Linked DNA regions of Homo sapiens: regions 1 and 3 are each linked to region 2. Evidence: read pairs that join two places in POLR2A ChIA-PET (ENCODE). Cell type or tissue: MCF 10A. All regions are shown on one strand. Links, peaks and the distances in the headings refer to the core of each region. The heading gives the core; the rest is flanking DNA.

Region 1 (8,483 bases), core at 1,915-6,914, 56 kb before region 2:
GGCTTGCCATGAGCTGGTAAGTGCAAAGCTGGGATTCAAATTCAGTTCTTCTCACTCCAAAGAATTAAGCTCTAAACAGTTTTGCTAGGTCGCCTCGGTCAGAAAATATACAACGGGTGGGTAGTTAGTGGTTCTTATCTATCACAGTCCACAGGAGGCAAACACACCAAAAGGTTGACAGTGATGATCTCTGGGTATTGGAATAATATTTTCTTTTTTATCCTTTATTTTCCAAATTTTTGTCTCTGCAATAACTTTCTTGACAGAAAAAATAAAATAAAGACATTTGAGTTACAATATCTTTATCTTTAGAAAAATAAAAACAGTAGACTCCATGGCCGTAATGTTTAACTCAGACTCAATGTCTCCATTGTTGTTTTGTCTGGAATAAGCTGAAAACTCCTCCAGGCAGGAGTGCTGCCCTTCATGACACTGATTATCCTGCCAGGCCCTGGATGACAAACTCTAATAATATATCTACTCCATTCCTCCGCCTACTCAGTCTGCAATTCTATCTGAAAAGTCATCAGGTCTGTCTGTGTCCCACAAGACCTGCGATGGTTTCCCACAACCCCTACCCCACTCAGATGTGCAGAACTGGATTAATCATACGTCATAGCTCATGACACACTCATCTCTGGTCCCTGCATTCCCCATCACCCTATTTGTAAAATAAGATAAAGAACATCCACCAGCTCACCACCCAAAACGAGTGTAATTTATATCCATCTGCTCACCTGAGCGAACTCTCCTGGATATTGAGTTTTTGGTTTACTATTCACTTCCTATTAAGTATATGTGTGTTTTATAGTTTTATCATAAATATACCTATTCTGGAAAACTTTGTTGTTTCATTTTAGTTGTTTTTAACATTGTGAAGGGAGCTTAATGTCGTGTGTAATTCTTGGACTTAACTTGCTTTTTTATTTTTGTTTTTTTATTTTGTTTGTTTGTTTTTGAGATGGGGTCTTGTTCTGTCACCCAGGCTGGAGTGTAATGGTGTGATCTCAGCTCACTGCAACCTCCACCTCGTGGGTTCAAGTGATTCTCGTGCCTCAACCTCCTGAGTAGCTGGGATTAGATGCCCGCCACCACATTCAGCTAATTTCTGTATTTTTAGTAGAGTTAGGTTTAATTAGTTTGGCCAGGCTGGTCTCAAACTCCTGACCTCAAGTGATCTGCCTGCCTCAGCCTCCCAAAGTGGATTACAGGCGTGAGCCACTGCACCCGGCTTTAACTTTCTCACTATTATATTATTCAGATTTATCCACTTTGTTGCGTGTCACTATAAGACCATCTGCCATTTAATGATTTAATAACTTTCCATTGTATGAACGTATTACATTGTATTTATCTTTTCTGCTGTTGATGGACAACTGGTTGATTTATACATTTTTGCTATTACAAAAAGGTCTACTCTGAACATCTTTAGATATGTCTCCTGGGTTTTCTTGTTGGTATATACCCAAGGATGGAAGGTTAGACCATAGAATATATGAATTTTCACATAGAGTATGTCAATTTTCACACACAAAAAGGCCAAAGTGTCGTCTCAGATGGTGGCACCACTTTATATCTGCACCAGTTGTGAATAAGAAACCTAGAAAGCTGCCTGCTTTTCAGATCCACATACAGATTCCCCAATATAAACTGTTACATCCTTAACCAAGGTTTCAGACCAGATTTATGCTAAAGTTCTAGTTCCGGGCTAGAGCGTCTTACCCTTTGTAAAGTTCTTTGGGGAAATACATGTGATTTTTCTCAGTCTTCTTGGATTGATCTAATTTTTAAGAACCCCAGAGAATACCTAGCCCTAACAGCATCTTCCTGTGTTACGGAAAAGCAATACTGAGTTGGGTGTTCTTACCTCTTCCCTGGTGCTCCACAAACTCACAGAGGATGTCATGTGGTTAACAGAAGACAACATCAAGTAGTCACCGACAATAGTAGTTATTGGAAGAAGAAAGTGGCTATTTTTTCAATTTAATTAAATGTGGTAATGAATGAGTGAATTCCCCCCAAGGGTAGGAGAAAGGAGAGTCCTTATTTTTCTTTGTTTTTTATTTCTTTTTTTTGGAATCATTTTTCCCCCAGAGATAGTCCCTTTATCTAAGAAAAAATAACTTCCTCCTGAAAGACAGACCGCTTTTCCAAAAACATAAAAGAAGCAGGCCACCTGCGCTAGCTCCTCTGTGTCTTCCTAGTCAAGTGAAATTGAAGGGGGCAGAGGAGGTCTCCGTGCACCGTGGAGGGGAAGGGAAGTATCCGCGGGACGTGGAGGAGGGAGGGGAGATCTCCATGGAGGCTGGAGGGGGAAGGGAGGTGACCACAGCTCTGCTTCCTCCTCAGGGAAGGGGAGTGGCCCAGTGTGGCTCCAACCACCAGGCTTCACCTGTGCCCTCGGCCCCACCACAGGCAGAGCCTGTTGCTGGACTTCCAGTTCACTTTTGTTCAGGCAAGTGAGTCTCCGTCATTGGCAGTTTAGCCCCGAGTTCAGTTCCACGTTTATAGATTATTCCCTCTCCATTGCCCATTCTAATACTCACCGCTGTTGATCTTCCCAAGTCTCTAAAAAAAAAAACAAAAAAAAAAAACAAAAAAAAGCCTACCCCTCAAATCACCTTTCCTTGACTCAGTTCATGCAGCAGGCTCCACACTTCTCGTCAACCCATTCCTCCAATGTCTCTTCTCTAACTCAGTACTCACCCACAGTGATTTTCAAAAGTGTGGTCTTTCTTTTTTTCTTTTTTTTTTTTTGAAACGGAGTTTTGCTCTTGCTGCCCAGGCCAGAGTGCAATGACATGATCTTGGCTCGCGGCAACCTCCGACTCCCAGGTTCAAGCGATTCTCCTGCCTCAGCCTCCCGAGTACATCCTCCTGGGATTACAGGAGTGTGCCACTAAGCCCAGCTAATTTTTGTATTTTTAGTACAGACAAGCTTTCACCATGTTGGCCAGGCTGGTCTCAAACTCCTGACCTCAGGTGATCCGCCCACCTTGACCTTCCAAAGTGCTGGGATTACAAGCATGAGCCACTGTGCCCAGCCAAAAATGTGGCCTTTCAAGAGTCAGCAGGCGTGTTGGTAGATGGTTTAAGTGACCACCTTACCAATTCCAAATGAATTGAGATGTGAGACCTCTGACCTCTCCTCAGTCAGTCCTTTGTCTCTATTTCCATAGTTGTCACTCTGGTCAGGAACTTGACCACTTCTCGCTTAGTATGGATTGCCCCCTTCCTTTCCACACCAGCACCAGGCTAACCCTCTGAAAAGTTCCCTTCTCATGCCATTCTCCTCCTCATGAATCTTCTTTGGCTCCCACTATCCACAGGTAAGATACACACTCCACAGCCTGGCAGGCCACTCCCTCCACAGCCGAATCCCAATACTCAATCCCAGGTGCCTTCCTGCCTCTGTGCTTTGGTTCCTGCCCTCTCCCACTGCAGTGCCCTCCTCTCTTCTCCATGCACGGTTAGATTCACCTCTTGCTCTCCATGACACCCTTCCATGTCACCAAAGCCCATAGTTCATTTAAAAAAAATTCATCCCGCCATCTATCCATTTATCCTTCCCTTCATTCAACAAATGTTTTCCTTTTACTGAGTACTTATGAGTCAAGCATTGTGCTAGATTCTGTGGAAGCAAAAATAAGTAAGTCATACTTCCCATCCTGGAGGGATTTAGTCTAATAGAATAAACACTAGCTACCATTTAGTTTGCACATATTATACATTAGCTATAGTACAAAGCATTTAATATATTTTGTCATAAATTATCTTCACAATAACACAATATGAGAGGTATTATAATTATAATCTTGATTTTATTGACGATAAAACAGAGGCTTAGCGGGGTCAGGTTATCTATCCATGGTCACTTGGGTGGCAATCAGCAGAGCCAGGAATGCGAGTCTGTAAAAACCTGCTCTGATGTCCGCCCTGGGAACACACTTCCTCTCACCATACCACTCACCTTCCTCTCCCTCTCTCTCTACCTTTCCCTCCTGCTGTCTCTTTGAGTTCACAGCATTTCGCAATTGATCATGTACTATATGTTTTCTCCTTGCATTTTCTTAACTCATTATGTAACTTCTGTGTGCACTTATTTCGTATTTCTTCAATTAGATTTGTAAATGCTGGGCCGGGCGCGGTGGCTCATGCCTGTAATCCCAGCACTTTGGGAGGCCAAGGCAGGCGGATCACAAGGTCAAGAGATCAAGACTATCCTGGCCAACATGGTGAAACCCCATCTCTACTAAAAATACAAAAAAATTAGCTGGGCGTGGTGGTGTGCACCTGTAGTCCCAGCTACTTGGGAGGCTGAGGGAGGAGAATCGCTGGAACACGGGAGGCGGAGGTTGCAGTGAGCCGAGGTCATGCCATTGCACTCCAGCCTGGTGACAGAGCGAGACTCCGTCTCAAAAAAAAAAGATTTGTAAATGCCATGAGACAAAGGGAGTTAGGAAAGGATGAAATCAAGAATATCATGCCTTGTGCAGAGTGGGATTCATATGTATGTTCCAGTTAAAACAGGTTTGGGATGTCAACACCTCAACATTTCATAGAGCTAGGAGGAGGTCATCCGTGAGTTAAACATAGATCACCAACAGTCTCAAACAGTGACCCCCAAACTTTTAAATTACAAGGGCCATCTTGTTATTAGAAACTCCTAATTTGCTTCTAAGCAAAGAAATCTTCTGACAATAACCAATGGAATAAATATTATGTATTAGCATTATTTTTAAAACAGTCATGAATTTAGTGATGCCTTTGAGCAAATTTGTGTTTTATTAATTGCAATTACACATCCCCATGTTTTTGAATAGTATGAGTAGGTGTAAAATATTATGCATGCAGTCTATAGATAATGCTTGCAGCCCCACAATTTTAAATGCCTCATCAGGCATCCATGTCCTATAGACTAGGAATCACTGGTTTATGAGTTCGCTACCCCTGAGCTGAGAGTGGACAAGGTGAGCTCACCTTGTAAAGGATCATGCTTCCCTTCTGAGTCCAGAATTCTTTTGTGGGAAGGAATCTTAGTTTAGGGCAGAGCTCTGACATTTTTCTGTCTTCTCTATTCAATAAGAGTACAAAAGGGGGAGGATCTCCCCTCACTGATTATGCAATATAATTACTACAGCCGTGAATGGGATTAACAGTCGTGGGTTCAGTGTGACAAATTTAAAAACAACTCAGTGAGCTCATTTTTAATGTCTCTTTCCTCTTTCCAGTTCAGATCTCAGAGAAATTTGAACTAACAGGGGTGAGTTCAGTCAAAGCTGGCTGTGTGCAAACTATCAACTGGTAACAGAATGCTGGCCATGGGAAGAGGAGGAGTTTCTCCCCTGTGCCCTTTGTTAAAACTTTTTTGGTAACTCATCTTTGGTTTTCGTTTTTTTTTTTTTTTTTTTTTTTTGAGGCAGGGTCTCACTTTGTCACCCAGGCACCACCCCTGAGTGGTCTTGGCTCACTGCAACCTCTGCCTCCTGGGTCCAAGTGATTCTTGTGCCTCAACCACCCAAGTAGCTAGGATTACAGGCATGTGCCACCACACCCAGCTAATTTTTGTATTTTTAGTAGAGACAGGGTTTCACCACGTTGGCCAGGCAGGGCTCGAACTCCTGTCCTCAGGTGATTCTCCCACTTCGGCCTCTCAAAGTGCTGGGATTACAGACGTGAGCCACCACACCTGGCCTCATCTTTGTTTTTTATTGAAAGTCAAGGCTATATAGTCTGGGTAAAGAGTGTTGCTGAGTGAGTCTGGAAGAAATCATCTGAAGCAAGAACTATATGATTTATTGCATAACACAAAAAGGATATGTAGTATTTTGTTCATACATCTACCTAATTCTTCCTTAAGGATGCCTCAGATCCTTCTGCCATAAGCCTTTAAAATGAAAGGCAATACACAAAAAGGTAGAATATGATGCTCACCATCATTGTAGAACTAACAGGAAAGGTGGCAGCCTAGAAAGGAGTGAGTATTATTCCAAGAAAGAAACAGGCCCATACACAAACAACTGCAAATACGTTGTGGTGACTTAACTAAGAGATTAGACTTAATTTAAAAAGTAATAATGATCTTATTCATTTCAATCTAAACAATTCAGAGTTTTACCAGTTTATTTTAGAGAAACATGGACAATACTATTGCCCTCATCCCAAAATATATACAGAGCCCTTATCATGTGCATGGCATAATGAAAAGCAACAATATTCTATTTTAAGGAATTAGGTGCCTCTTATAGTCTAAAGGTCAGATCTAGAAATACTGTTCTCTATTTGGGCTTCCAAATTTCCCTCTGGTCTGAAGAACAGATCTCTCCCTTGAGAAGTTCAGCTTCTCAAACAATGTCAGGCACATAATAGGACTCAGGAAAGATCTGTTGAATGAATGAATGAGTGAATGAGTGAATGAATGAGCTCATGAACGGGGTGCCTGTCACTTCAGCAAACAAATGTCTCAACACAAAACCACAAGCAGTGGTGTCTGCCTGTAGGCCCAGCTAGTCGGGAGGCTGAAGTGGGAGGACTGCCTGAGCCCAGGAGTTTGAGGCTATAGTGCACTATGATTGCATTTGTGAATAGCCAGTGCACTCCAGCCTGAGACATATTTTAAAAAGAAAAAAATGTATGAACACAGACATCCCATCCTCATTCAGGAAAAACTCAGAATGGAACTTCAGGCAGATGGTGAAAAGCCACACATTCTACCAGTTGCTTTAACTGCACTGTTTCCCCTTCCAAACCTGGATTTCTTATGGTCTTTACATCAAAAGTAGAAGTGAAAGCGGATTCTCCATGGTTGTGTGCACCTTTTGAATGATAAATAGTCAATCATTTTAAGGCAGTGTGTACAGGGGTGGCTGAGTCTGGAGAGTGGGATTTGTTGAGGAAGGTCTGTACGAGGAGCCCAAGGCAAGGATAGCGTGGGGTAGAGAAGGATGTCTACTGAGGATAGAAATAGGAAAGGAGAAATCAATGCAGGAAAAACAGGAAGCTCTGTGTGTGTGTATGTGCACATTTCACACGTGCATAAAAGTAAAATATGCAAATATATATGACTTGAATCGGATCCACAAATAAGCACTAAAATACACCAGCTACAGAGATGTTCTCTGTAAAATACACCAGAACAGAGATGTTCACAGCCCCTCTAGGTCAAACGATTAAACGAAAAGACTGATGGCATCTGTGGGAAAGATGTTTTAGCTTTTGAGCTCTACAGCTTTATATCAAGCTCATCCAATCACTCTAGGGCACTAAGGAAAAAGATGAAAAAAAATAGCATTCTTTATCATTATAACTGATGAGATAAAAATACTGACAAGACAGCTTTCTGTCCACAGGAACAAACTTAAACTGGTTAACTTGAAAAGGAAACATTCAAAAACAGATGATATGAATACATGGCGTTAGAATTAGGGTAGTGGTGGCCAGGCACAATGGCTCACGCCTGTAATACTAGCACTTTGGGAGGCTGAGGCAGGCGGATTACTTGAGGCCAGGAGTTTGAGACCAGCCTGCCCAACATGGTGAAACCCTGTCTCTACAAAAAATACAAAAATTAGCCAGGTGTGGTGGTATGCACCTGTAATTCCAGCTACTCAAGAGACTGAAGCACAAGAATCACTTGAACCTGGGAGGCAGAGGTTGCAGTGACCCAAGATTGAACCATTGCACTCCAATCTGGTGACAGAGTGAGACTCTGTCTCAAAAAAAAAAAAAAAAAAAAAGAATTAGGGTAATAGTTACCTTGGGTAGGGAGTGACCAAAAGGGTCCAAAGAGGGGACTTCTGGGATGACAGTAATGTTTTGTTTCTTGACCTGGGGACATGGTGTGTTGATGAGTGAGGAAATTCATCCCACTCTGTACTTATGATTTGTATGTATTTCTATATGAATATTACACTTTAGTAAAAAGTTTACTCAAAATGCCTACATAGACATTTGTTTTGTTTTGTTTTGAGATAGGGTCTCACTCTGTCGCCCAATGGAGTGCAGTGGCACTATCAGAGCTCACTGCAGCCTCAACCTCTCTGGGCTAAGGTGATCCCTCCTATCTCAGCCTCCCAAGGAGCTGGGACTACAGGTGCCTGCCACCACATCTGGCTAATTTTTGTATTTTTTGTAGAGATAGGTTTTGCCATATTGCCCAGGCTGGTCTCTAACTCCTGGGCTCGAGCAATCTTTCCACCTCGGCCTCCCAAAGTGCATGGATTATAGACATGAGCCACCATGCCCAGTGCTATCTAGAAATTTCAAGATTATTTCATTGGCAATTGAATCTCTATAAAAACACAAGCAACTTCAAAACTTATATATATTTTCTTTAATGAGGGTGGTGATGGATGGAATTCTAGCAATGAAGAGAAAGAGAGCCTATTCATAAGTCAAGTGTTTGGAGCTTCCCAGGGAGATGAGACGTTAGTCCTACATAATTATTAAAGGAAATATTGTGCTACACTTACTATGGAGCCCAA
Region 2 (7,065 bases), core at 406-5,405:
ACCTGTAACCCTGCCACTTGGAGGTCAAGGGAGGAGGATCACTTGAGGCCAGGAGTTCAAGATCAGCCTGGACAACATAGCAAGATCCTATTCCTAAAAAAAAAAAAATAGCTGGGTATGGTGGCATGCACCTGTAGCCACTTGGGAGGCTGAGATGGAAGGATCACTTGAACACAGGTCAAGGCTGCAAGGAGCCAGGATCATGCCATGGCATACTCAAGCCTGTGTATGAAAGTGTGAGACCCTATCTTAAAAAAAAAATTACCTTTTGATTTAGCAACTTCATTTCTGGATATAAACCCCACATAATCGAAAGCAGGGACTGGAACACACTTGCTATACACCATGTTCATGCAGCATTATTCCTGGTAGCTAAAATGTGGAAGCAACCCAAGGGTCTACCAACAGATAAATGGATAAACAAAGTGTGGTACATATGTATCATGGAATATAAAGTCATTGGCCTTACAAAGGAAGGTAATTCTGACACATTATAACATGTATGAACCTTGAGGATATATGATGAGTGAAACAAGCCAACTGCAAAGTACCATAGGATTCCACTTATGGGAGGTACCCAGAGTAGGCAAATTCACAGAAACAGAAAGTAAAATGGTGGTTACCAAGGGCTATGGGGAGGGGAATGTGGTTTCAGTTTGGGAAGATGAAGTAGTTCTGGAGATGGATGGTGGTGACGGTTGCACAACAAGGTACATGTACTTTACATTACCGGACTATACACTTAAAAATGGTTAAGATGGTAAATTTTATGTTATATGTATATTTTGCAAAAGAACAAGAACCCAGAACTGGTTCCCCTTGTGAAGCAAATGATGGATGGAAACTCAGGGGATTTCAACATTTAAGGTTGAGGCAGAGGAAGAGGACTCTGCAAAAGAGGCTGGGAAGGGGCAGTTAGAGGTACATGGAAGACTCAGAGCAAGAAGTCATGCTCTCTAAAGATCTCCAAAGAAGAGGGCAAGGTCAAGTGTGTCAAATGCCTTGGAGAGCTTAGGCGAGATAAGGATTGAGAAGTGGCCAGAGTTTGGCAAGAATTGTTTCAGTAGAGAGATGAGGGTGGGAGTGGGCAGCCCGCAGTAGGTGGAGGAACCGTGGGGAAGACTTCAAGTCAGTGAAGTGAGGAGGCAAATGCCATCCTTGATGGTAGAGCAGCATCCAAGCCAGCCAGGGGTGGGTCGCTGGAAAGACAGATTGAGTCCATGGCTGCAGGAGGAGAATGCTAGCAGTTAAAAAGGTGAGACCCAACTAGGGGAACAGAAATGTGTAGGGGTTAAAGACCAGTGATTCTGGCTAGTAAAGGATCCTGAACCACCGAGCGCATTCATTACTGTTGCCCTTATTAATCTTAACCATTGATTATATTCACCCAGACAGGAAGCAATAGTTCTGTGTTATTTAAGTGACCAGTGAACATGAATTATTGAGAACTTACTATGGGCCATGTACTGGAGTTACAAATATAGATGCCTTCCCTTGAGTTTCTCATATCCTTTGAAATACCTGCATTGAAAAAGGCAGAGTAGGCCAGGCGCGGTGGCTCACACCTGTAATCCCAGCAACTTTGGGAAGCCGAGGCAGGCGGATCACCTGAGGTCGGGAGTTCAAGACCAGTCTGATCCGCATGGAGAAACCCTGTCTCTGCTAAAAATACAAAATTAGCTGGGCATGGTGGTGCATGCCTGTAATCCCAGCTACTCAGGAGGCTGAGGCAGGAGAACCACTTGAACCCAGGAGGTGGAGGTCACGGTGAGCCAAGATCATGCCATTGCACTCCAGCCTGGGCAACAAGAGTGAAACTCCATCTCAAAAAAAAGGCAGAGTAAACCTGGATTAATTTCCAAAGCATCAGAAACAGTAAGGAATGTAGATTTTAACAAAGTCTCACTTGTTTTTTGATATATCGGGTTCAGAGAAAAAAAAAGTCTCATGAAGTTTTGCCTTTACAATTTACATTCCCAAGATCTGAGGGGTCAAACAGAAATGAAGGCAAACTCAAATCTAGAGTTCTGTGAGAGTGGCATTTGGGTCAGGGTGGATGGAGAAATAGACCACAAGGCAGGGATGGGAAACTCGGGCTGGCAGGGCTATTGGGACAAGCTCCAAACCAAGCTTACATGGCCTTATGCCAGATGGATATGGATTACAAATGGGAAAACTGCTTTTGGTTTATTTGCTATATAGTTTTTGGAGAAAAAAGTGATTCGACTAAGAATACTAAAGGGAAATAAACTACGAGTGTTAACAGTGATTACCTCTTGGTGGAGGGATTAGGAGTGATTTGATTTTCTTCATAACTTTTCATATTTTAAATATTTGTGATGTAGAATACTAATTCTATAATCTTAGAAAAGATGCTATTTTTAGAATGCAAAAAAAAAAAAAAAAAAATCAAAAAGAGGCAGGATACCAGGAGTGGTGGCTCATGCCTGTAATCCCAGCACTTTGGGAGGAGAAGGCAGGAGGATTACTTGAGCCCAGGAGTTACAGACCAGCCTGGGCAACACAGCAAGACCTTGTCTCTACAAAATATTTAAAAAATTAGCTTGGCGCGGTGGCTCACGCCTGTAACCCTAGCACTTTGGGAGGCCGAGGCGGGCTGATTACCTGAGGTCAGGAGTTCGAGACCAGCCTGGCCAACATGGTGAAACCCCGTCTCTACTTAAAATACAATTAGCCAGGTGTGGTAGTACCCACCTGTAATCCCAGCTACTCGGGAGGCTGAGGCAGGGGAATCGCTTGAACCCGGGAGGCAGAGGTTGCAGTGAGCCGAGATCGCACCACTGCACTCCAGCCTGGGGGACAAGAGTGAGATTTCGTCTCAAAAAAAAAAAAAAAAAAAGAAAAAAGAAAAAATTAGCTGGGCATGGTGGCATGCACCTGTGGTCCCAGCTACTCTGGAGGCTGAGGTGGGAAGATCACTTGAGCACAGGAGTTTGAGGTTATAGTGAGCCTGTGATAGGTTTTGCTCTGGGAGCTGCACATTTGCAACCACTTCCTCAAGGAGATTCTGTAATAGTCCCATTCACAGACATTTTATTTTGTGCTTGTTTCTAAAAATTACTTTGAGTCATAGTCATTTACTCACCTCCATCGCTACGTGTTGACACGTGTGACAGCCAATCTGCTGTTTAATAATGTCTTTCTGCAATTAACCCTCCCACAGTGCAGCTGGGGGACGTGGATACGCGGTCCCCTCTCACAGCAGAACAGGGACGTGGGAAACTCATGCTCTTTTCAGCCATGGGTGGGAGTGCCCGGGCTCTGACTCATCCATGCACCAAACCGCTTTATCTCCTCCTTCCTCGCCCTACGCCCTCCCCATCTCGTCCTCTGTAGAAGCCAGGAGCTGAGATAAAAGTGGGCACACTGCTCCCCAGCTGCGAGGAGGCTGCGGAATTAGGAGCCAGCCTGGAACTCATAGCGCGACCCTGATAAGCTTCACGCATGCGCCATGACGTTCATCCCAGGCTTTCGGAGCCCTTGAGAAGCACTAATGTAGGAATCCTGCAGGCCCTAGGAAGTGATCTGGGCTTGTCAAAGTGGAGAAAACTGTGGCGCAATGGGGCCCAAGGTCATGATGAGTATCTTGCAAGGGGATGCTCCTGCAAGAACTCAGGACTTCTGTGTTATTTTTTAACTCTTCCATCCTCATCCTTCTTCCTGTTACTTTCTGGAATTCAGCTCATGTTTTCAGTAAGTAGGGGAAACATAACAATTCAGTACAAAATATGATCCACAAATAGACACCCACTACTTCCAGCAGCTTTTAGCAAAGCTTTTCCTCCCTAACTCTCCCAGGAGTATCTGATCTCTCAGGTTTTATTTCTTACAGTGCCAGCACCCTTTTGGAAGGCCATTGACTCACGTTGTAAGACTCTGTTTCCCAGACTTCAATGTGCATAAAAGTCACCTGGGATCTTATTAAGCTGCAGCACTTCATCCAATAGGTCTGGGTGGGGCCTGAGGTTCCGGATGTTGAAGAATCTCTCTGAGACTGCTGCTAGTCCACGGACCATACTTTGAGTGGCAAGGAGCTGGACCTAGGAAACCACCTGTAGACCATACTCCTCTTAATAAACGACATCTGGAACCTCACAGTTCCTTCCCTCACTTTCAGCTTTCTGGGAGATTATTCTGCACCTTAAATTATTCCAAGTTTAATCCTTCTGACTCTTTTGAGTCTTGCAAACCACGCTAATGTTAGCATATCACAGCACTGTGTAGAGGTAAGAAAATCATGTTTGTTTAAAAGCCTGTACTAGCTTGGGAGACAGTATTATCTCTGATTGCACTCCACACAATTAATAGACATGCTCCTTGAAGAGTAGTACCAGGTATAATTGTTTGCTAAGCAACATTCCAATGCAATAGACTGAAAAAAGAACAAAATTAATAGGAGGTCATTTGGGAGCAAAAAGAAAAATTACCTTTCAAAACAACCATCCAATGTGTCTCAAGTACATAGTCCAGGCATCTAAGAGGCTTTACACTATTGTTAGTGTCCAACATGACCTTTCGCCTCCACCGTTTTATTTATGGGCCCCGCAGTCGTCATGGCAACACTGATAACCAGCTTCTCAATGCCCAAGGAATGCCAGAGTCATCAAAGCACTCTCATTTTTTTAAGTCTTCCAGCCTGTCACCCGATAAACTAAAAGGCAGTTGAGGCTCGGAGGCACACTTTCTAAATAAGAGGGTAGATGGTAAAACAGGAGCCTCCCCTGACTGAAGACCTCAAGGCCCAGAACAGGAGACCATTACCAAAGGATGAGCCTCGGTTGCGCCCCTCTGGCACAGATACCAACTGTGCAGCCCCTAGGATAAGGACAACGTTTGCATCCAGCAGCATCTTACTGCCCACCAGCACCTCCTGAGATGAGTCTGCATGGTGAGGACCACGGAGACAGGGCTGTGAACTCATCCATCATGTTCCATCCCAAAGTGGGTGGAACAGGCGGTGGCTGAGGGGGCTCTGGTTTCATCTGTACCGCACATTTTCATTCTCTGCACAAACTCCTACAGCCCCACTACATAAAACTTCACTTCGTTCTTTAGTATTGGGAAATATTTCACCTGTACTGAAAAGTGCAGCTAATATTGCAAATATGTCTGTGCCAGCTTTATCAAACATTGATTTTGTTTAAAAGAAACAAACCTGTATGGGTATTGTTAATATTCTCTGGGTGTCCCTCCCAATCCTCTTTCTCTTCCTCTTTGCAGAGCTAACTATCATCTTGACTTTGCTATTTATCATTCCCATGCATATTTTATGCTATCGCTTCGTTATATAATAAAAATGTGTTATTGTTTTGCATGACTTTGCAGAAACAGTATCACACTGTATGCATCCACTTGCAAACTTGATTTTTTTCACTCAATGTTATGTTAGTGAGATGTATCCATGTTGATACATGTAACTCTAGTTCATTTTTTTTTTTTTTTTTTGAGAGGGAGTCTCGCTCTGTCACCCAGGCTGGAGTGCAGTGGCGCAATCTCTGCTCACTGCAACCTCTGCCTCCCGGGTTCAAGCGATTCTCCTGCCCCAGCCTCCCAAGTAGCTGAGATTACAGGCACCCGCTACCATGCCTGGCTAATTTTTGTATTTTTAGTAGAGATGGGGTTTCACCATGTTTGCCAGGCTGATCTCGAACTCCTGACCTCAAGTGATCCACCTGCCTCGGCTCCCCAAAGTGCTGGGGTTACAGGTGTGAGCCACCGTGCCCCGCCAAGTTCATTCATTTTTATTTGCTGAATAGTAATGCATTGTATGAAGAAAAATGATTTACTTGTTCATTCTCCCATTCAAGGGCATTTAAATTTCTTATTCTTTGGAGTCTAATTTGCAAACCATGCTAATGTTAGCACATCACAGCACTGTATAGAGGTAAGAAAGTCATACTTGTTTAAAAGCCTATACAAACTACGGAGACAGTATTATCTCTGATTGCACTCCACATAATTAATAGCCATGCTCTAATGGATAAGTTAGTTATTGCTTAAATTTTTCACTCTTTCAAATAAGGTGTTCACAAACATACTTGTAAATGTCTCCCTGTGCCCATGTCCCCAGGCTTCTTACCTAGGAGTGGAATTGTTGGGACACAAAGTAGGTATATCTTTAACTTAACTAGATGCCATCCTCCCTGGAGTTCTCAGTGTTCCTGAAAATTCTGGACCTTTTAAGGTCCAATTAATTTGCTCTTCCAACATCTACCAACTCACACTTCCACCAGCAGTAGGGAGAGTAGCTATCTCCTATCTCTCCACATCTTTACCAACACTTAGAATAGTCAGACTTTTTATTTTCTGGTAGTCTAGTGGAAAGCAAATTCCATCCCTACCCCTTTTATTAATTTATGTATTTTATCTTTTTTTTTTTTTTTGAGGCAGGGTCTCACTCTGTTGCCCAGACTGGAGTGCAGTGGAATGAACATGGCTCACTGCAGCCTCAGCCTCCCAGTCCCAAGCAATCGTCTCAAAGTAGCTGGGACTACAGATGCGCACCACCACGTCCAGCTAATTTTTGTGTTTTTTAGAGAGACAGGGTTTCGCCATGTTGCCCAGACTGGTCTAGAACTCCTGAGCTCAAGCGATCTGCTTTCCTCAGCCTCCCCAGTGTGTTGGGATTGTAAGCGTGACCCACTGTGCCCAGCGTATTTATTTTTAATTTTTTCAGCTTTATACTTTGTCAAGGCATACTTGACAAATAAAAATTGTCTATATTTAAGGTATACAATATGATATATATGGTGAAATGATTACCACTATCAAGCTAATTAATATATCCATCAACTCAAATGGTTATCCTTGTGTGTGTGGTGAGAACACTTAAGATCTATTCTCACAAATTTCAAGTATATAATACATTATTATTAACTATGTCAGCATGCTGTATATATGGTTTCCATCCTCCACTTTTTAAAAACAGCTTTATTGACATATAATTTATATACCATACAATTTACCCATTGAAGGTGTATAATTCAGTGACTTTTAGTATATTCACAGAATTATGCGTCCATCACCACAATTAATTGTAGAATA
Region 3 (5,381 bases), core at 1-5,000, 110 kb before region 2:
GAGCTCATAATCCTGCAGCATAATGAAGTTTAAGAAAAGTGTCCTTCATAGACTTAAAAAGCATCACTAACAGCTACAGTTCCACAGTTTTAAATCATTGGGCTGCACGTCTAATTGCCCACTCCAAAGACTTTGCGCCACTAGTGGCCAAGCAACTAATACTACATTAGCGTGGTGGCTCACACCCATAATCCTGGCACTTTGGGAGGCCGAGCCGGGCAGATCCCCTGAGATCGGGAGTTCAAAACCAGCCTGACCAACACGGAGAAACCCTGTCTCTACTAAAAATATAAAATTAGCCGGGCATGGTGGTGCATGCCTGTAATCCCAGCTACTCAGGAAGCTGAGGCGGGAGAATCACTTGAACCCAGGAGGCAGAGGTTGCGGTGAGCCGAGATCACACCACTGCACTCCAGCCTGGGCAGCAAGAGCGAAACTCTCTCCAAACAAACAAACAAACAAACAAACACCATTATTAAACCAAGCAGTACATCTTTGTATGCTAAATGGAGAATGCAGCACCTACCACCAGTCAAAGAATAGAAACCAGCCATTCAAATGGATACTGCCAATGTGGAATGAATTCAAGCTAATAGATTTTTAATTTTTATGGTTTGTTCAGAAAAGAATATATACAGACCGTAATTGCTATCCTCAGGAAGTGTATACGCTTTACAACAAATCAGCAAGTCATGCAGTTAATAATAATCTTGGTGAAATACCAACATTCTTTATGAAACCAACATACCTTAATTGAATTGGCGCAAAGTTCAGCAATTTTTTGTACTTCCTCTGATTTGTCTCGTTTGCCAGATATTTCACTGTGCAAGTTCTATACAAAAAGTGAAATATTTACCAATGTTAATGCATACAAATATTTTTAAATAAATGTGATTTCACTCTTTTACCACTGTTATTTGTACCCTTTTTTCAGTTTATTACTACATGTACTTGTCTCATATTTTTATAGTTACAGCTTAGGAGATGAGCATTTTTTCCATTCAGAGAAGAGAAGCAAGCCCTTTAACTTACTATCTGTAAGAGGTTACTTTCTAGTCAGCCTGTTTTCTGGGCCTATCCCCTCAATTTATAAAGATAATTTATGATAACATGAAGAGAACAATATCACGTTATTTCTATGTTCATAATTTGCATTTCCTTGTAAACATCTCAGTTGCTTTTCCTCTGGGCATTCTTTAAGCCTTCACAAAATGGGTTAGTAATATTAAATATTCATCATTTCAAACCTAGGCACTGATACAAAAACCAGAGGAAAACATGAATTACACCCAATTAATCTCAAAACAGCTATGGAACAAAAAGTTGGCTTATACCTTCTGCTCATTCAAAAACCGCATGACTGTGTTGGAATCTCCAAATTTCATGGATTCTAAGGAATCCTGGCGGCGTTTAGCATCATAGAGCCACTTGCAGAAAGCCTGATAGTTATCACGATAATTCCTCAATTGCTTGATTTGTTTCTCCAGGTCCCATAACCTGGGGGGAAATAGATACAATAAAATCATTATCTTATTAGTTCCTAAAATATGTAACATAGAATCACCCAGAAATTCACTTGATATATACCCAAGAAAACTGATCATATTCCCACATAAAAACTTATACATGAATGTTCATAGCAGCACTTTTTATCACAGCCAAAAACTGGAAACAACTCAGGTATCAACTGATGAAAAGATCAACAAAATGTGGCACTGCCAAACAATGGAATATTATTCAATCATAAAAACACATGAAAAAAATAGAAAATGATGTACTGAAACATGATACAACACAGATGAACTCTGAAAGCACGATACTAAGTGAAAGAAGCCAGTCACAATGGACTACATATTGTATGATTCCAGTCATATAAAATTTCCAGAATAGGCAGATTCATATTCCAGAGATTTTTTAAACTCTTATTTGCAGAAAGGCATTTTTTTTGGTCTAAGATTTAATTTTCATAAACTTTTGGAGAATGCTAACTCAAGGCAGCTACTCCTTCCAAGAGTCATAACAAGAGTTTATAGGACACAAAAGAGCTGGCTAAAGGGCTTCTGCCGTTTCTCTAAGACCCTGGATGGCACCTGGCCTGCACAGGGTTGGCTATCGTGATGCATTCTCCTTCCATTTCTAACAAAGCTGCATACAGGCAGTCCATGAAAAGAGCATCTGTTACGCCTAACTTACACAAAAAACAAAACCTCTGTTTTCTTCAGTGGTTCCCTTCAAGTGACATTATCTTGTGAACAACCAAAAGGGGAGAAGATGGGGAAGGAGCGGGAGGAGGCTGGCATACCTAAAGTCGATCTGTTTATCTATCCTTTGCCAGCGGTCTGTCAGCTGTGTGACTTTTTCACCGAACTTGCCCAAGTCCAGATCATAAAGTGGATACTGCTGTGAAGTCTGAGAGTGGATCTGCTGGGCTTTCTGTAGTTCTGTCTTCATAGTGGCCAACAACGACTTCTTCAAGTTCAAGTCATTTTTTATTTTCTGCAAGATGAAAAAAAAAAAGATTGCAAATTAATCCCTTCTCCCATTGTATGCTACACTACAAGTCACCAAATTGGGCGGCAAAGTTTATAAAACACTTTAGAATATTCATAATTTAAAGTGTTAACAGTCAATCCAGGGAAATATATTTACTGAATTGCATTTCCCAGTATTTGTTCCAATAATCTTGTTCTTTGTGCTATCCTGTTATAATAATAATATGAACATATTAAAGTTTCTAAGAAGTCCCACAGTAAAGAAACCAGTTTAACTCAGCATTCCCCAAACTAATCCCATCACGAATTACTTTCTTATATAGTTCCTGCTAACACAGTCTGGAAAACAGAGTTACAGAGATGACAACTGATGTCAACCTGTGTGGCCACTGAAACCCAATAATCCTCAAAACTCATGAAAACCCAGTGAGGCTTTATAATTGGGAGCTCAGATCTGAATTAGTTCCTGTAAGTTGGGCCACTGTTATAAGCTTTCAAGTTACCTTCAGTCCACAGCGGTAAGCTTCCACTTTATCCAGGTCCAGGCAGACAGTTTCCTCCTCAGTGAGCCTGGCTTCATAAACCTTTAACATGTCTTCTGTTTGGAGAATAGCCTGGAGCAGTGCCCTTACTGTGCATAAGCTGGAAAGAGCAAAAGAAGCACATAAAATTGCCAGTGACATAATTAGTCTGTGAAGATTTGCCTCTCACAGCTAGTAATGAAAGGGAACAACGTCAAAGCAGATAAAAATTTATTTTGTCTGTTTTTTGGTCTATTGTGATTCAGACCAACATTTTGTATTCGCTGAAGAATTCTCAAGTTCTGGCCCTTAGAGCATAACTTAGTTCTAAGATAACATTATAGTTCAGAATAGTGGAATTAACATGCGAGGCTAGCGGAATTAACATGCTCTCCAAACCACAGAAGGATGTAAGTAAATCTCTAGTAACAGAGAAACTGTAAGGCAAGCATCTAAAGCAAATGAAGACCCAGAAAAAGAAGCTTGAGAAAAGGAAAATATGAGATTAGTGTTAGCTGAGTTTACCTATTTAAGTAGCCATCTGTAACACCATTGATATTTTCCAGTTTCTGAAATAGTCCAAATACTTCATTCTGTAAATAGCAGTACTTTTCAGAACCTCTGAAGTTGGCAAGCATATCTTTAAGCTGGTTGAGAACCTCAGCAATTGCTTGTGAATCATTCTGCACACTCTGTCAAAAATGAAGGAAAGCTCTTTTGATTTAGCTGATTCTTTTTATTACTGTATATATTTAAGGTGTACAATATGCTGTTTTAATACACATAGACACAGTGAAATGATTACATCAGGTAAGTAAATTAACACATCAGTCAACTTCCATGGTTATCTTTTTTTGTATGTGTGGTAAGAGCACCTAAAATCTACTCTCAGCAAAATTTCAATATACACTACAAGATTACTACCTGTAGTCTTGCGCTGAATTTAGATCTCTAGATTTATTCATCCCACACAAATGCAAGTTTGTATCCTTTACATCTTCCCATTTCCTCCTCCCTCCCCACCCCGGTAATCACCATCCTACTCTCTGTTTCCCTGCATTCAACTTTTTTCTTAGAATTTACACATAAGTGAAATCAAGCAGTATTTGTGTCTGGTGTATTTCACTTAGCATAATGTCCCCCACATTCATCCATGCTTTTGCAAATGGCAGGATCTCTTTCTTTCTTTTTTTTTTTTTTGAGACAGAGTCTCGCTCTGTCGCCCAGGCTGGAGTGCAATGGCGTGATCTCAGCTCACTGCAACCTCCATCTCCTGGGTTCAAGCGATTCTCCTGCCTCAGCCTCCTGAGTAGCTGAGATTACAGGCGCACGCCACCACACCCAGCTAATTTTTGTACTTTTTAGTAGAGATGGGGTTTCACCATGTTGGTCATGCTGGTCTTGAACTCCTGACCTTGTGATCCACCCGCCTCGGCCTCCCAAAGTGCTGGGATTACAGGCGTGAGCCACCGCACCTGGCCCCAGGATCTCTTTCTTTTTTAAAGGTAAATAGTACCCCACTGTGTGTGTGTATAGTCATGTGTCTACTAATGATGTTTTGGTCAATGATGAACTGTATACACAATGGTGGTCCCTTAAGATATATACACACACACATATGTACATACATACATATAAACACACACACACACACACACATTTTTTTTTAAAGAGAAGGGTCTTGCTCTGTTGCCCAGACTGGAGTACAGTGGTACAATCATAGCTCCCTGCAGCCTCCAACTCCTGAGCTCAAGCAAGTAGCTGGGATTACAGGCATGTGCCCCTGCATCCAGCCCCCGTAAGATTATAATACTGTATTTTTATTGTATCTTTTCGACGTTTAGATATATTTAGATACACACTTACCATTGTGTCACAATTGCCTACAGTATTTAGGACAGTCACATGCCCTACAGGTTTGTAGCCTAGGTGTATAGTAGGCTATACCATCTAGGTTTGTGTAAGTATGCTCTATGGCGCTTGCATGACAAAATCGCCTAACCATGCATTTCTTAGAATGTGCCCCGGTCATTAAGCAACACAACTACATTCCAATTTTGGCATACTGATCACACAGAGGTTAGTACTCTGCATTGTAGCTGTGTGAATCTTATGATCATTTTTGCCCTTAAAAAGTCCACTAAAAGTAAAGGATTCAAGGAAGAGAGAGGAGTTGACCTTCTATTTCTTTCTTGAGTATGGCCTCATTAGCACTGTAAATGTGATCCTCTTAGAATATCTCTATTTAGGCCTTCCAGTGCAGTGTGCCCAGGCTTGGTTGAGCAGAAAACATCACTGAGTTAGGAGCTGACACACCTGGGCCATAGTCACACTCTGTCTATGGCTTTGAGATCGTATCTCACCAACC

Evidence for each region. Peaks named below come from ENCODE experiments on the same cell type or tissue, not always from the same donor. Only the 100,000 strongest peaks of a DNase experiment are listed, where the experiment ranks them.
Region 1: POLR2A ChIA-PET joins it to region 2 with 5 read pairs; 2 of 35 experiments call an interaction of 5 or more read pairs at or near these places.
Region 3: POLR2A ChIA-PET joins it to region 2 with 5 read pairs; 4 of 35 experiments call an interaction of 5 or more read pairs at or near these places.

Annotation. Positions count from the first base shown.
Region 1 is chr6:7,520,820-7,529,302 of GRCh38, reverse strand. No RefSeq gene overlaps it. Among named protein-coding and RNA genes, the nearest start is that of DSP, 17 kb to the left of the region's middle. RefSeq lists an enhancer at 2,348-2,849. In MCF 10A, for the core only: no CTCF peak of the experiment used is centred there; no DNase peak of the experiment used is centred there.
Region 2 is chr6:7,464,953-7,472,017 of GRCh38, reverse strand. No RefSeq gene overlaps it. Among named protein-coding and RNA genes, the nearest start is that of DSP, 73 kb to the left of the region's middle. In MCF 10A, for the core only: no CTCF peak of the experiment used is centred there; DNase peaks (open chromatin) are centred at 2,117 and 3,377.
Region 3 is chr6:7,572,410-7,577,790 of GRCh38, reverse strand. It overlaps DSP (desmoplakin), which reads right to left. Exons shown (of 24, transcript NM_004415.4): 16 at 3,539-3,705; 17 at 2,996-3,134; 18 at 2,303-2,496; 19 at 1,335-1,497; 20 at 749-832; 21 at 1-12. Among named protein-coding and RNA genes, the nearest start is that of SNRNP48, 15 kb to the left of the region's middle. In MCF 10A, for the core only: no CTCF peak of the experiment used is centred there; no DNase peak of the experiment used is centred there.